Linked DNA regions of Mus musculus: all the other regions are linked to region 3. The links are chromatin loops, found by intact Hi-C in ENCODE. Cell type or tissue: heart. All regions are shown on one strand. Region 1 holds the start of Zfp809 (zinc finger protein 809). Region 2 overlaps Zfp809 (zinc finger protein 809). Region 3 has its middle 20 kb from the start of Zfp810.

Evidence for each region. A loop is a pair of places that touch in the nucleus more often than their neighbours do. Peaks named below come from ENCODE experiments on the same cell type or tissue, not always from the same donor. Only the 100,000 strongest peaks of a DNase experiment are listed, where the experiment ranks them.
Region 1: it touches region 3 in a loop (5-fold over the local background); 7 of 42 quality-filtered maps call a loop at or near these places.
Region 2: a loop joins it to region 3, with 5 times the contacts of the local background. A loop is called at or near these places in 8 of 42 quality-filtered maps.

The regions. Positions count from the first base shown.
Region 1 is chr9:22,224,772-22,227,271 of GRCm38, reverse strand. Zfp809 (zinc finger protein 809) reads right to left here and starts at 1,560. Exons shown (of 5, transcript NM_001164624.1): 1 at 1,440-1,560. The coding sequence starts at 1,442. In heart, CTCF peaks have their summits at 1,287 and 2,138; DNase peaks (open chromatin) are centred at 211 and 1,581; H3K4me3 peaks cover 1,991 bases; H3K27ac peaks cover 1,246 bases.
Region 2 is chr9:22,229,209-22,231,708 of GRCm38, reverse strand. The region is part of intron 1 of Zfp809 (zinc finger protein 809); the gene reads right to left. Among named protein-coding and RNA genes, the nearest start is that of Zfp809, 4.7 kb to the right of the region's middle. In heart, a CTCF peak has its summit at 958 (motif pointing left); no DNase peak of the experiment used is centred here.
Region 3 is chr9:22,326,832-22,329,331 of GRCm38, reverse strand. No RefSeq gene overlaps it. Among named protein-coding and RNA genes, the nearest start is that of Zfp810, 20 kb to the right of the region's middle. In heart, no CTCF peak of the experiment used is centred here; a DNase peak (open chromatin) is centred at 1,311; H3K4me3 peaks cover 1,471 bases; H3K27ac peaks cover 1,319 bases.

The DNA.
Region 1 (2,500 bases), 100 kb after region 3:
TTTATCTTTATTCTTCAGAAGAAGAGGGGAATGAAAGGAAATTAAATAAAATAAAAGGTTTAAACTAAAAAGGCCTGGGACTGAGACTGCAAAGAAAACTAGCCCGGGCATGCCCGAGTCCGTCTTGAAGCTAGGTCTCCCAGGTCTCCCGGTCGTAAAGAAAGGGAGGGAATAGGAACTGCTTCTGACGATCTTGGCTGACTCTTTGACCATCTGGCAGCCCGGCGCCTCCTGCTTGCCCCCCTTTCTATAGAGAGCATAGTTAAAAGCTGAAACATTAACCAGATGCATTGTCGACTCTGATAAGCCCCCGGCTTTAGAATTCTTATACGCCCCGGTACTACTCTGCTCACTACCGCGCCAATTCTTCCTAGACCCTACCCTATCAAAACCCTGAGTTTTTGAGTCTCAGGGTCGATTCCTCTGTCTCCTGAGTGAGATACGTATTGATTGACCCGGAGCTCGGCCATTAAAGCTGCCTCAAGAAGGTCTCTCATGTTTCTTTGGGTGACCCCGCGACCTGAGACTTGAGTGGGGGGCTCCTTCTTGGGGTCCTACAAGATGGCTCAGCGATTAAGAGCACTGACTGCTCTTCCAAAGGTCCCGAGTTCAAATCCCAGCAACCACATGGTGGCTCACAACCATCCGTAACGAGGTCTGACGCCCTCTTCTGGTGTGTCTGAAGATAACTACAGTGTACTTACATATAATAAATAAATAAATAAATCTTAAAAAAAAAAAAAAAAAAAAAAGAGCAACTCAGGGCCTGAAGAGATCTCACAGTCATACTGCTTCCCCCTTGCCTTCTGCTCCTCGGTACCACGTCACAGTCTGCACCACACACATCCAATGCGTGGCTATTCCTGTACCTCAGCAATTTTAAGATTAAGTCTATCAGATACTTTAAAACTACTGTTTAGGACAAGGAACTGAATTTTTATCTTCCCCACTTCCTCCAATTAATGCGCAAAAATATTTAATCCTCGGGGATCCTTTCAGACCCACTAGTCTCTCATCCATCCTAAGGATGGGTTCTATCAACATCTCCCAAGTCTATAAAGTTCCTGATTGGTGACAGCCAGGACACTGACAGGCCTATCCCAGAGTGACAGACAGATGGAGAGTCACCCCTACTAGACCCAGCTCCCTGCACCCAGCTTCCGAGAGTTTCCAGACAGGGCGCAGAGTTCCCCATCCCAACCTTGCAGGTAAACGGAAGCCCAGAGTTCCTAGTGTGACACCGGCGCTGAAGCGACCCAGCGGTCAGGCATTCCTGTCTCTTGCCTGTGGGTGGCAGAGCTGTGCAGGGCGTTGCAGCCAGCTCGAGTCCCCACGCATGGTCGGGGCGCGATAGGACGCTCCGGGGTGCCCTGAGCCCGCCCAGCCCCCATCCCACAGCCATCCACACCGGCTCCACAGGGACGCCGCGCCGAGCTCACCATGATGGGACTGGGAGCGTCCTGTGACTCGGTCTCCGCCACCAGCACAACTTCCCGCAACGGACGCCTGGGGACCACAGGACCCAAGATGGCAGGCTCAGACCTCCTCTGAACTTTCTAAATCCACCCCACTTCCTCATTTCAGAGCGGTCCTGTCACAGGGCCTGAGTGACAGTCAAAGTCACCAATCGATGACGGAAGGCGGGGCGTAGCAAAGGGCATAAGGCTGTCTGATCATACGGAAAGTCTTAGCGGACAGAAAAACGGTATCACAATAATTTATTTTAATTCCCGTGAAGTTTTCTTACTGTGATGTGATGTATGTGTCTCTGTGTGTGTCTCTGTGTTTCTCTGTGTGTGTGTGTGGCGCGGGGGGTGGGTGGGGGGTGCTGACCTGTGGATAAATGATAAGATTAAGCAACTCTGACCCAACCCAGACCGACTCTGACAAAACACATACCAGAAAAAAAAAAAAAAAAAAAAAAAAAAAAAAAGTGCTGGCTGAAGGCTACCTGGGCCCTCTGGGGAACGAAGGTACTCTCCAAGGATGACCCGATATCACCCAGCCAACCAGACAAAAGGTCTAGCCATCCATCACCAAGTGCCTAGAAGCTGTTACTGTAATCTGCCCTCTAAAAAAAAAAAAAAATGTATACGGTGCTTGTAAGCTAGAACCGGGATCGCCCCCTGTCTCTTGCTTGAGAGACTGCTGAAGATCGATCCCTGCGCACCAGAAAAAATAAACATAGATCTTGTCTCACTTGGGGTCTTCCAGCAGGTAAAGCCCCTCTGGGGCTTTACATGAGAAGCATTTTTTTTTTTTTTTTTTTGGTTTTTTTCGAGACAGGGTTTCTCTGTGTAGCCCTGACTGTCCTGGAATTCACTTTGTAGACCAGGCTGACTTGGAACTCAGAAATCCACCTGCCTCTGCCTCCTGAGTGCTGGGATTAAAGGCATGAGCCGCCACGCCCCGCTGAGAAGCAATTTTTTTCTTTTCTTTTTTTCTTTTCTTTTCTTTTTTTTTTTTTAAGATTTATTTATTATTATATCTAAGTACATTG
Region 2 (2,500 bases), 98 kb after region 3:
TGGTCAAGGTGTACAGAACAAGGCACTGGACAACTGAGCCTCGAATGGCGCACCTCTACCACATTCCCTATGCCCAAGGCTCGGGGTCATCTTGGGAGAAGGGGAAGAAAGTCTAGGAGGCAGGTGCTAAGGAGGACTGCTCTGAAACACTGCTTTCCCCACCTGTCAGGGACACTGAACTCATGAACTCACAGAAGCTATGACTACAGGCTCAAGATTAAGTCAGGTGAAATTCCAACGTGCCTGGGCTGAGAGGCTCCGAGGCAAGGAGAGTAAAGTTTGCCGTGGCTGTAGCCCAGGCTGCCCGCATTCAGCAAAGACCGTAGACCCTTCTCATGCTGGCAGTGCTAAGTAGTGTAAAGGTTTGTTTTTGTTTTAAATTACATTAGTTGGGGGAAAATTTTTTGGTTTGGTGGGCATGGAAGGAGCTAGAGAAAGGATCTGAACAAAACACATCATATATCACAGGAACTTCTCAAGAGAGTTTTTAAAAGAAGATAAATGCTTAACTATTATAAATTTAGTAATTAGATGTGGTCTATGTGCAGGCTTTGATGGCCTCTTTACTCTGAGACACTATCCTGATGAGAAGCAGGTGCTTTTTGGCAAAGACTTTGTATGATAAAATAGTTTTGTACTGAAGTAAAGGATTGTGAAAAGGAGATCAGAAAAAAAAAAACAAAAAAACAAAAAAACAAAAAAACCAGAAAATTCATGTCACAATGAGACTTATACAAACTAACTTAAGGGACATTGCTAAAAATACATAAAGCTTTCAAAGAGCAAAGACAATATGTTTTCTTAAAAAAAATTTTTTTTTGCAGTTTCTACTAAGTTTGTCAAGATTTTAAATACAGGGTTGGAGAGATAGCTCAGTCTCTCCTAAAGTCCTAAATTCAATTCCTGGCACCCACATGGTGGCTTCTATAATGGGATTTGATGCCCTCTTCTGGCATACAGATGTACATGCAGGTAGAGCACTCATACATAAAAAAATTAGATGAGCATAATGGTACATGCCTTTAAAAAAAATGGGGCTGGTAAACTGGCTCAGCAGTTAAGAAGAGCACTGGCTGCTCTTCCAGAGGTCCTGAGGTCAAGTCCCAGCAACCACATGGTGGCTTACTACCATCTATAAGGGGATTTGATGCCCTCTTCTGGCCTGTGCATCAGAGCACTCATACATTAAATAGATAAAATTACAAATATATATATTTCAATTACAAAAAGTCTTACTGTGAGTCAAGTTTTTAGTGTTACAGAACAGCAGTGTTTCAAACCACAGTTTGTCCTTCAAATCTGTTGTAACTACACTATGGGCATTTAACAGTTATATTGGAATCTAAGACCAGTAAGACAAGGGGTTGAGATGACAATCAATATTTTAGCTAGGTCACAGGAGACCAGAGGATAAACACTTCTTACCAAGACCTTGACCCATCCCGCAGATCACACAACTGATTGAAAGGAGCAAAGGAGGCTAAGGTTCTCCAAACAACCTGCTCAAAGAAACCCTCAAGGAGCCCCGTCTACCCATAACAGGGTCTAATGTGTGGCTATCTACAAGGTCTTAAACACCCAGGAGAAAAGGCTAATCCCAAATAGTATTACAAAATGAAATCCATCAACTCCCAATCATCCTTGCCGAATTCTGCTGAGTCCTGGTATCTACAGTCCCTACAAAGAGAGTCATTCAAGTAACTAGCTCCAGCCAACTTAAAAACCTTATCTGACCCTGAAAGCCCTCAACTCAATAGATCTCAGAGAAAACTAAACACTGGCTTTTTCTTCCTTGTAAACGCCAGGCTTTATTGGACAATCTGGCCAAAGTTTGAATGCAGCGTCCGTGCTGCCAGCACCCATTTTCAACAATTTAACTATGCTAGTCAGTGGGAAAATATAGATAAAATGGACCAAAAAAAAAAAAAGCTTGGGCTGACTGTGGCTGTGAAGGGCTTTTGCCAGCCTTACACCCCCCATCCCCACCCCCCACCCCCCACAGGTTCCCTTTTCTGCCGGGGGGGAGGGGGGGAAGGGGGTCAAGGCTAGGCAAAGTTCGGTTCTCCAACCACAGTTCTTGGGAGGAGCAGGAACATTCTTGAGAAAATGTACTGATAGTCACCTGACCCTCTGCAAAGTCCCAGATAGAGTTCAAATGCGTGCCATGATCTGCCCATGCTTGCTAGCCAATAGATTTAAAAGTCAATATGCTTAGCCAATAAGTTTAAACTGTAACCTTGCTGATGTAACCTGTGCCCCCTAAAAACTATAAAAACTGTGTAATAGCCATTCGGGGGTCACCTAGTCACTTGTCTTGAGGGTCTAATTGAAGGTTGATCCTGATGTGCCGGAAAATAGGCCTCTTGCTTTTGCATCGATCTGTGTCTCAGTGTCTCACTCGGGGGCATCTCGAAGTATCACTAGTGGATCGAGGGTTGGGGTCTTACAGCCAAGCTAGAAAAGGTATTTGCCACCAAGACTGATGTCCACCACATGCACA
Region 3 (2,500 bases):
GGTCAGAAGGAACAGGTCCAGGAGAAGCGTCTGTGTCTGAGACAGGAGATGGAGCATCTGGAGGCTGCTTCTCTGGAGCTGTCCTGGATGTAGTGAGCGCCTGGACTTGACAAGATGCTCAAACACAATATATTTATTATAGAGAGAGATTAAGTACTTTTGGAAGAAAGAATTTTTTTTTCTTAAGATGTACATTTGAAACCCAGGGGAATCTCATCCTCTGGAATAGGTTAGGCAGATGTACTTGTCTGGATGGAGCCTATTTGGTCCATGAGAGGCAGATCTGAGTGGGTTTCCTATAGCTTATCAGTTAAATCGATAACATGAGTGTACTGGCTAGTTTTGTGTCAACTTGACACAGCTGGAGTTATCACAGAGAAAGGAGCTTCAGTTGAGGAAATGCCTCCATGAGATCCAACTGTAAGGCATTTTCTCAATTAGTGATCAAGGGGGAAAGGCCCCTTGTGGGTGGTAACACTCTTGGGCTGGTAGTCTTGGTTCTATAAGAGAGCAGGCTGAGCAAGCCAGGGGAAGCAAGCCAGTAAAGAACATCCCTCCATGGCCTCTACATCAGCTCCTGCTTTCTGACCTGCTTGAGTTCCAGTCCTGCCTTTCTTTGGTGATGAACAGCAATGTGGAAGAGTAAGCTAAATAAACCCTTTCCTCCCCAAGTGCTTCTTGGTCATGATGTTTGTGCAGGAATAGGAAGCCTGACTAAGACAGTAGTAAATATATTCAGACAGGATAGGAATGATAACTTTAGGTAACTTTGACAGGTTGTGTAGGTAAAGTATATTTTGTATTAGCAAAGGAATATTTGGCTAGGACTAGAATAAGAAAGCTGGCACAGTGGCATAAGATGGTGGTGACAGAAATGAGTTTGTCCAGGCAGGTTCAGGCCATGACAACAGGCCAGGGGTGTGGGAGCATGGATAGATAAGTGCTTGGGCCGTTTGTGCTGCATAGCCCACATGGCGGAGGCTGGATGGCAGCAGTTCCCGTGGTAGAGGTCTGTGAGTCTCACAGCAGCCAGTAGGTGGCAGTGGTTCTGGGTGGCAGGGCCTTGGCGTTGGTGGCTGTAGCTGCACAGTGGCCCACATATCGCTGGCTGGGGCGTTAAGCCATGGTGGCTGTAGCTGCACAGCAAGGCCGGCAGACCTGTGGCTCCCCGGGCCGGTGGGTTGGGGCAGAACTGTGCAATGGGCCAGTGGCAGTTGAGGCAGAGGCACCGCAGGTCAGGCCTGTGAGTCTGTGCCTTTGAGGGGCGGGGATTCCTACCAGCAGCCAGAAGTCACGGCCCAGAGTCCACAGTGGGCGGGGAAAGGCAGCTCCTGAAAGAGCGTGTCGTAGCAACGTAGTTGGGGTGCACCCCACCGCTAGCCTTTATAAGTCCTAGACAGAGAGGGAAAGAGGAAGGGAGAAAGGGGCTCGCGTGTGCAGGAAAACGGCTTTGGCAGGGGCCAGCAGGTGGTTGTGCACATGGGACAGCAAGTCTCACAGACGGGACCTCTGGCAGGAAGCAACGGGCTTTTCCCACCACGAACTGAGAGTAAAGGAGCAGAGTGGGGAGGACAGCAAGTAGGGTCCCTAACTGGTGTGCAGCAGGCCACGAGTGAGGAAGGCAGAGACCAGCAGAGTGCACGCAGGCTGAGAGAGCCGAGTGCAACTGCCAGTCCGGGTGAGACTGTCGCAGAGAGCAAGAAGAGGGGAAGGGCAGCAGAGTCCCTGGCAGGGGGCCAGAGCCAGACCCGCTTGAACCGGCAGAACCTGCTGCCACAGTGGGAGTGAGAGCCAGCAACTGAGGGCTGGGGCGAGGGGAAAGTCTGAGCTACAGGTCTTTAGCGAGAAAGTGCTAGTTTAGCGGGGATGTAGACATATTATTTTAGACCAAGACGTCCCATTAAATAGGGACAGAGGTGGCGAAGAGTGACCCCTGGGCGAGAGAATAGCATTATTAACTGCTACTACCAGCGTCCTGAGGGCATTAATAACCCGAGAGAGATTCTAGCACAGGCCAGACTGCCAGGTCATCACCTGTGGGCCGGGAGCCAAGGCTCAGAGCCTGTGCTCTTGAGCCAGAGACCAGTTCACCTTGGCTGGGAATTTCTGAGAAAGAAACTGTCTCCAAGGAGAGGGAAATCTCACACAAGGGGCAAAGTCCTAAAATGGGGGTCAGGGCAGCAGAGGCGTAGCTCTGAGCTCAAGAACTCTCCCCCTGGGACCATGACGGGTTTGCTCTGACCAGTGGGGGATGGGGGGGGGAGGGGGTTACCAGTGAGTGTGGATCTCTTGTGGTGGCTGAAATGGGATGCAAACTGCAGAGTTTCTAGATCCAAGTCTCGGCACCAATGCTGTGATTATAAAAAGGTAAAGAAGAATTAAGATATGTTCTATGGGGGTGTGGTGAGGTATGGGGGAAGGGGATGCCTCAGCCGGCCCATGCCAAGGCATCCCCCTCCCGGAAGGACCAGCCACACAACTGGTATTGTATAGAATAGAG